Regions from separate parts of the Homo sapiens genome. Here region 2 is linked to region 1. The links are chromatin contacts, found by Hi-C or POLR2A ChIA-PET in ENCODE. All regions are on one chromosome and are shown on one strand. Each heading gives the region's core, a stretch centred on a gene start or an enhancer-like site at or near the end of the contact. The rest is flanking DNA. Distances are from core to core; before and after follow the strand shown.

What was found. A loop is a pair of places that touch in the nucleus more often than their neighbours do. ChIA-PET counts read pairs that join two places held with the same protein, here RNA polymerase II (POLR2A). Pooled maps may share reads with other maps.
Region 2: a loop to region 1 is called in a pooled map, with 9 times the contacts of the local background. The contact joins two enhancer-like sites. A Hi-C loop is called at or near these places in 1 of 37 single-sample maps with no recorded cell type and 3 of 50 pooled maps. POLR2A ChIA-PET finds 5 or more read pairs at or near these places in 1 of 52 experiments (T-cell).

Annotation. Positions count from the first base shown.
Region 1 is chr2:42,100,142-42,104,030 of GRCh38, forward strand. No RefSeq gene overlaps it. Among named protein-coding and RNA genes, the nearest start is that of PKDCC, 54 kb to the left of the region's middle. RefSeq lists enhancers at 864-943, 1,162-1,989, 1,914-2,433 and a silencer at 1,124-1,503. Within about 2 kb of position 2,295, at least 34 of the 41 ENCODE cell types and tissues checked have a DNase peak (open chromatin) inside an H3K27ac peak, as active enhancers do.
Region 2 is chr2:42,749,936-42,754,261 of GRCh38, forward strand. It overlaps MTA3 (metastasis associated 1 family member 3), which reads left to right. Exons shown (of 17, transcript NM_001330442.2): 17 at 3,439-4,326. The coding sequence ends at 3,464. Among named protein-coding and RNA genes, the nearest start is that of OXER1, 12 kb to the right of the region's middle. Within about 2 kb of position 2,561, at least 3 of the 41 ENCODE cell types and tissues checked have a DNase peak (open chromatin) inside an H3K27ac peak, as active enhancers do.

The DNA.
Region 1 (3,889 bases), core at 1,045-3,544:
TAAGACAGTAGGTCCACAAAGTTAATAAAAGATTTAGCCAATCTCTGCCCTTATAGAGCTATTGTCAAGCTGGGGAGATAAGTTCACAAGCAAATATTCATGATCCAGTGTGAAAAGTGCGATCACGTGGCCGTGGAAGCAGATGGAAGGAGTAGAAGTTGCGGGGATCAAGGAATAATTCATAGAGAATAGACGCCATTGGAGCTGGAAACCAGAGAAGGGCAGGAGGGTGTCAGTACAGCAGTCTGCAGCGGGAAGGGTTTAGGGGTGCAGGGCAGATGGTAACGCCTCTCAAACGCCACTCTTGACTGGATCTGACATCCTAGTGGAGACTGATGGAGGAAAGAGATCATGGATCCATCAATCAGTCCCTGTTCCAAGTGCCAGGGGCCACCTTCCTAGCAGATGTTATAGGGGACCCAATCTAAGACCCTCAATTCACCTTCCCCTCTTCCACTTCCCCAGCCAAATCATGTTTTTGCTTGTGTCCGGGGGAAGCTGGGAGCTTTCTCAAGCTAACCCAACCCCCAGGTTTTCCATCTTCTCATGCCTCCACTCCCCAGTATAGTGTAAAGCGGCCTCCTCACTCAGGCCCAGGTCAAGACTGACCTCAGTGCCACCCTCCCGGCTCTGCCTCTAAACTTCACCCACCACAATGCAGCCAACAATCTCACAAGGGGCCGGCCTCTCTCTCAGGGCAAGCCTCATCCCCTAGAAGCCGACTCCGCCTGGCCCACCATGCCTGCAGCAGAAAGGCCTGAGGCTGGGCCTAGAACACTGAGGACGTCAGTGGCCAGGACTTTCCAAAGCTGAAACTGGGACCTGCGGAGGCCTCACTGTCCGGAGCAGCGTCCAGGTCCTCAGCATCCTCTTCGCTGGGCCCCACGCGTGTCGTGCGCCACCCCAGAAGGCAGGGCCTGATTCGGATCAGCAGGGGCTGCAGGGCCGCTCTGCAGGTGGGTGACTCAGGCCCCTCTTGAACCCTTAGGCCTGAGGCAGAGACTGGGCAGGAGGCTGGGCGTGGCCGGGGAGCCCCTTCACGTGCTCCCCTTCTCGAGGGTTCACGGGGCTCTGGAGGCCCAGATGCTGGCAAAGTGGCGGGAGCGCTCCAGGGACGAGGACTCAGGTCGGGGCGCCCCCGCCAGCGCCAGGATCCCCGCTCACCCTCCGCCGCGCCCCGCCCCCGCCCCGACACACTGGGGGAGCCCCGCCCTCCCCGAGGCCCGCGCGGCGCCGCAGGAGGAATCCCAGCCATTTCCTCCACGCTGCGCGGTATGTGGCCTGCCCGCCGCCAACCGCAGCGCGAGCCGGTCCCCAGCCGCGCCTGGCAGCTGCCCCGGCTCCGCCGTGCTGCTCGGGATTCCGGGAAGGCCGCCCCCTCGTCCCGGGCCACCAGACCGGCCTTTCCAGCGGCTCCAGGCCCGTGCAGTCCCGCCGGACGCCGGCTACACCACGCGCCGCTGCTGGAACCTCTCCCAGCCCCGCGTGGCCGCCCCCGGCCCAGGCACCCCCTCCCCGGAACGCCCCCGACGGCCCCTCGCGTCCGAGCTGGAAACTGAAGTTGACGCTTGCTCCGTCACCCTGGGGCAAATTGCTTTGCCTAAGCCTCAGTTTCTCCATCTGTGAAATGGGGACGTTGGCAGGAGTGCCTGTCTCGTTGTGCTGCCCGAGGGGTGAATGAGAAAAGGAAAGCGTTGGACTACTGTCAACGCGATTTTCATTTCCCTAGGTACCACGAGGGTCCTGGCTTTTCGCACAGGATCTTAGCACCCACCCTGCCCCTCGCCTCTCCTCCAGCCCAGTTGCCGGTGGAGCAAGCAGGCCGGGCTTTGCGAGTGGGCAGAGGAGAGGGCTGGGGCCTGCCCAAGACTGCGCCCTGCACAGATTAAACAATGCCTGAAGGTCCCACGACACAGCCTTCCTCGAGATTCACCGTTGCCCTCTCCTCAATCACTAGGTTCTTGAAAGACCCAAAGGACAGTTATTTACATTTTTTTTAAATGATGTCATCGCAGTCTGAGAGCAGCCAGACACGTAGTGATCAGGGAAAGTCGAAAGTGCAGATGGGTTCGCAAACGTGGACTCTCTAGTTTTGGGTCTGCAGATGGGGCCGGCCACCACGTGCTCTCTGAGTTCTCTTTCCAAGTACAGATCCCTCCGGAGACGGAACATTGTTCCGCCTTTAATTCTTCCCAGGAGCTGCGGAGGAAGGCGTGAGAACCGGAGCCCGGGGTGACTTGCGGGGGAGGGGATCGCTTCCCCGTCGCCCACACCTGCCTAACCCACGCCCACGGCGGCCGCAAAGGCGACACCGCGTGAATCTGGAAAGCCCCGAGTTTCAACAGGCCCAACCATCGGCGGCTTTGCAGGCGCAGCACCAAGTGCTGCTCTGCCTGTGTTCCCCCAGACAGCCCCTGGTTGTGATTTGTCGTTTCCAGTCCAGCTAGAGTCCCAAGGCCAAGAACTAGACCCTTGCAGCGAGATCCGCGCCCCCCCCCACCCCACCCCGCCTCATTCTCCACAGGCGCCACAGCCACAGGCCGCATAAATAAATCCAGGTGGAGGCAGACCCAGAAACCCAGGTGCTATAAATATCCCAGCCCAGCCGGGAGACTGACCTCCCAGGCAGCCCCTCGCCCCCACCCGCCCTAGACCAGCACTTCCGGCCACCACAGCGCTGAGGGCGGATCTCCCCGCGGTGGGAGGAGCGGGCTCCACCAGGATGCAGGCCTGGCTTCCCTTTCTTTCTTCTCCTGGGAGCCTCTGGCGGCCCAACCTGAGGGCTTGCCCTCTTCTCTGGAACCACCTCCCTAACTCTCAATCGCATACCTCTCCCTCCCTCCCCCTGGTATTTTTAGAGAGGCCTTCTCTCAGGGACCCCATACTGCGACCAGACTTCAAGAAATGCTGACTTCTCTTTCTAGATGAATAAGCATAGTTGGAAGGCAACAACCTCAATCAGAGTTTACAATCTAAAATTTGATTCTAAACTTTTTCTTTTTGAAACAGTCTTGCTCTGTCACCCAGGCTGGAGTGCAGTGGCGTGATCATGGCTCACTGCAGCTTTGACCTCCCAGGTTCAAGCGATCCTCCCATCTCAGCCTCCCTAGTAGTTGGGACTACAGGCGCTGTGCCACCATGCCCGCCTGGCTAATTTTGTGTTTGTTTGTTTGTTTGTTTTTGTTTTTGTTTTTTTTTTTGAGACGGGGTTTCACTATGTTGCCCAGGCTGGTCTCGAACTCCTGGGCTCAAGCGATCTGCCCACCTCAGCCTCCAAACATGCTGGGATTACAGGTTTGAGCCACTCTGTCCAGCCCTTGATTCTACATTTTTAATAGCATTTTTTATGTGATTAAAACACAGGCTGGAGGCAGAGTAGACCTAAAAGAGGGGAAAGAAGAAGCTGAAGGCATATGCAAAGAAGAGATAGAGCCACACTAGAAAAGAAAGCTGCTCTACCAGAAGGCTGGTACCTAGGAACTCAGTGGGACTTTCTGAGCCCAGTCTCCTGGGTCTGGGACTTGGTGTGGTGCAGTTCAATAAATCCCTATTGTGGGGGGGGGGCGGGGTAGAAAAGATGTGAGATACCTTTCCTCACCCTTCATAAGGGTCATTGCTATAGCAAAAGACTGATTAACAAGAGAAAAGCATAGCAAATTTACCGAATCAAAGTTTTATGGGACACAGGAGCCTTCAGAAATGAAAACCCAGTGACCCAGGGAAAACTGTCTATTTTTATGCCTAGGTAGAAATACACACTGTCCATTCTTCGTTGAACCTAAGCATAAAAATAGACAAAAGGATGCGATCTAATGGTAACAGACTGAGGGGAGAAACCCAGCAAGGCCTGTCTGTTCAGATTCTTCTTGGCCTCTCTGAGCAGCATTCC
Region 2 (4,326 bases), core at 1,311-3,810, 650 kb after region 1:
GATACTGTATTTTTTCTTCCCTGAGGATATTAATGATAGTGGCTTTTTATTTTTATTTTATTTATTTATTTTTTTGAGACGGAGTCTCACTCTGTCGCCAGGCTGGAGTGCAGTGGCACAATCTCGGCTCACTGCAACCTCCGCCTCCTGGGTTCAAGCGATTCTCCTGCCTCAGCCTCCTGAGTAGCTGGGATACAGGTGCGCCCCATAACACCTGGCTAATTTTTGTATTTTTAGTAGAGACGGGGTTTCACTCTGTTGGCCAGGCTGGTCTTGATCTCTTGAACTTGTGATCCACCTGCCTTTGCCTCCCAAAGTGCTGGAATTACAGGTGTGAGCCACCACGCCTGGCCATGTTTTTTGTTGTTTAAGTATTCTTCTCTGTTTCTTCTCTCTGTTTCTTCCAATTTGTACTCTTCTGTTGATTATGTGTTATTTGGTCTCTAACACCTGCTGTTAGAGGGTCTTTGTTTTTTTTTTCCCTGGTGACCTTTGTTGTCAAACAATGTTTAAAAGTAGGAGACTAAAAATCAGAGTGAAAGCTCTGTGCTTGTTCTTGGCAGAACCTGTAGTGCAGTTCACTGTAGGGTGATCAGGTTGGCCTGGTGTTTGGACGATAAATGCCAGTTTCTTTCGATATTTTCTCATGGGCTTGTCAGATTCCCCAGAGAAGTTTCTTCCTATCTGTTCCCCAGAGGATAAATGTTTGTTACCTGCATTCTGAGAGCTTCATGGGAAGAAGGCTGGGGGCTCACCATTCAGTAGACATAGGTTCACTTGATCTCTCTCTGTTATAATTGTAGCCTTGTCCTTAGCTGTGCATGGTGCCTCGTGTCCCCTAGGCCTGAAACGGTTTTGTCCTCGTCAGAGAATAAATATCTCGACTGGTGGGACGTAGACAGTTGCCTGGTGGTATGGAGTTGGGAGAGCTTCTTGGGATCCAGCTGCTTCTCAAAGAGCCTTTAACTCCTCTTCCTTGCTTCAGTCCCCTCCCCTACTTCCAGAGGTACCTGGTGTCATTTCATGAGCCTTTGGGGTTCTCTAGACAAATTGGGTACTCAGCTTTCCACACTGAACCTTCAAGTCTGTCTGTCTTGAGTGCATAGTCTGTTATCACTCATTTATCTGCTTTCCAGCTTCTAAAATTCTGTGGTTTCTTCTCTGATTTTCAGAAGGAAAGGAAACTAACTCAGAAGCCACCAGCTAGCTGGCTGGATTGCTTTCATTGGATTGGTTGATTTAAGTGCAGAATCTCCAAGTCCATGGACTTCAAGTACTTCTGAGTAGTCAAACCATTAGGGAAAATTTTGCAAAAAACAAACAAACAAAAAAATAAGTGCCTGTCAGTCAGGGCGAGTACGTACCAAAGTGGCAAATATAGGTTAATACATTTGAGAATAAATAAACAAAAAGAGAAATGATTTGGGCTACATCATGGTCTAGGAAGGAGACTGAGAATTGATGTAGACATTTTCCTGGGGCTCTCTGCCTGTGCTACTGTGCTGAGTCTCTGTATCTGGCTCTTGTTCCTGCTCCAAGGAAATGCAGAGGATCTGGGGAAGCTCTGAGCAGAGGAGAGTGAAGTGATAACCTTGTAAGGGCAGGTGGTAAGTACTGGGATTCTTCAGCCCAGAATACAGAGAGGTGGCCTGTCTCAATTGAAAACCGTGGCCAGGGTGGAGAAGGCAGAGTGGAGCCTGGGCACCAGAACCTGAGATGCTAGGAGGAGAGGGTTGTTTCTGAAACCGCAGCAGGCAAGTTTGGCACAAATAAAAGCACAATTTACCATGGCAGGCTAGAAACTTGGGAAACTATTAAAAGCAGCTCTTTTGATAGGTGGTTTAATTCCATAAGGGTTTAGACAGATGAATGACAGAGCTCCTGCTCCACTAAATACAAAAAGAGAGAGTGGCTCCTAGGAGACGCTGACACTTACATAACCTTCCATTTAGACACTGAGGAGGTCAGGATGCTCTTACTGGGCTGTTAGCAGAACACTGGGCTGGATGGAGAATGAGCAGCTTGGTGTAGTAGGAAAAACTTGACACAAATTAAGGTCTACATTCAAATCTTGACTCCTCAGCTTACTTACTGTGACCTTGAGCAAGTTCTTAACCTTTCTGACACTCCCAAGATTCTGCTGAAGGTTAAATAAGGTAGTTACATAACCTACAGTATGTTCAATAAAGCAAGGTTAGCATGATTCCTAAACTGAATTTATCTGGGCCTTTATTTAACACATACTTGCTGAGCTCATATCAAATACCAAGCTGGGTACAGGTATCTTCCCTATCCTAGAAAAGCTCATGAAGTGAAGACACAGCTCTGCTCCATCCTGCAGCCCTTCCTTGGCATGCTCTGAGGCTGTGAAGGTGAGCATTGCTGGGTCCTTTCCTGGCAGCAGGGTGATGTGCCTGGGGCAGAGAATATCTGAGCATCTTATCCCTTCTCAGCAAACAACCCCACTTCCCTCCTAGCCACTTTCCTAATAACTAAGTAAAAAGCTTTCACAACTTTCTAATACAACACGGTGGTGATGTGGTTTGCAGGCCACTTCTGCTTTTTCATTTACTTGTCTCTGCTGTAGTCTCCAGATGGTCAGAGTTGAAGGTTTTTGGGGAAGTGGAGGGGGTGGGAGTGAGGGGCATAGGAATAGTTCCTGACACTGTGGGAGAGTGAAGTTCACTCCCCTCCTACAAGAAATGTGTTCATAGCCTCTGGGTGCCCACATCATTATGATTAATTATGATGAGCTCAGATGAGATCGTGCCTCCTCCCAGCCAACTGTGTTCCCTATTCCTTAGTATCCGTCAGAAAAGTTCCATGAGTCTCTTCTCTTGCCTGGTGTACTGTAGCACCTCTCCAGTGACCACTAAACCCGCCTATTCAAAACCCAGCTTTTAAGATCTTTCCGTCCTTCAGTATCAATTATATATTTTATTGGCCCTAATTAAACTTTCCCTTTGATCCAGTGTTAAACTACATTGTGAGCCCTTTTTTTTTTTTTCAGACAGGGTCTTGCTCTGTCGCCTGGGCTGGAGTGCCGTGGTGCGACCACAGCTCACTGCAGCCTTGGCTTTGTGAGCTCAAGCAGTCCTCCCCCCTCAGCCTCCTGAAGTAGCTGGGACTACAGGCATGCACCACCACACCTGGCTAACTTTTTATTTTTATTTTGGTAGAGACAGAGTGATGCTATGTCGTCCAGACTGTCTTGAACTTCTGGCCTCAAGCCATCCACCGGCCTTGGCCTCTCAAAGTGCTGGGATTATGGGCATGAGCCACCACACCTGGCCTAGTCATGAGATTTTCTTTGACCTACTGCTGAGCCTCCTTTCCCTGAAGGTTGTGATGTTGGGAGGGGTGAGTCCATCCTCCCTTTCATCTTGCCTCCACCATCGGGACTTGTTTAACCTTCACACTGTTACTTCCCTTTTCTAGAACTCACGTGCTGTGTGTCAGACTGAGCTTTCCCTGATTCATTCTACAATCCAAGACTTGCTGCACTGTCCTGCTGATGTTCACAGCCGTGCCTGGGAAGAAGGCAGCCCCACTCCCAGTACATTTCAGTGGGAGACCTCTGCGTGCATCCATGGAGACGCAATGGGGCGGGGAAGGAACTGTGGGAGTGCACGTTCCAAATCCTGTGTCTCCACGTGTGGATCAGCAGCACCTCGCTTTCTTGTCAGAGACCTCGCTGTTACGGAGCGAGACCTGCTGAGAATTGAGGGGCTGAGGGAACCCCTCCACCTCCTCCCTTCTGCAGCGCCCTGCGCCCCACCCAGCAACAGCGGCCACTTGGCAGTGGGGCTGCTGCAAGCTCAGAGCCGCTGCCACCCTGCATGTGTCCGCTCAGCTCGGTCTTATGCTGTATAGTTACTAAATATGTACAGGAGGGCCATGGCATCTTTCTGAATGGATTTTTCTTAAGAAATGCGCCAGTGTTTATGAGGTTCAAGGTATTTCCCTGTCCTTGCTGTTACCGTCACTCAGCTTTTTCTCGATAGGCTTCATCCTTGTTTTTTTGAAATGGGGGAATTTGCTGTTTACCCTCTGCATTCCTATATGTGACCCTCCCTCCTACTCCTCCAAGGAACAGAATTACCGAGGTTCTGACAAAAGATAAGCCTGTAAACTCATCATCTGTGTTTTGTGGTTGGAGAGAAACTGGTGTTCTGCCCGGCTCTGCTTGGTCACAGACAGCTCCAGCAAGAGCAGTTGTTAAAAGTGCCAAGCGTGTGTATCACTGTGACAAGCCGTTTGCTTACTGCCCTGTTCCCTTGCAGCCAAACCAGCTGATGAAGAACTGCTGCCAGGTGGGTCCTACAG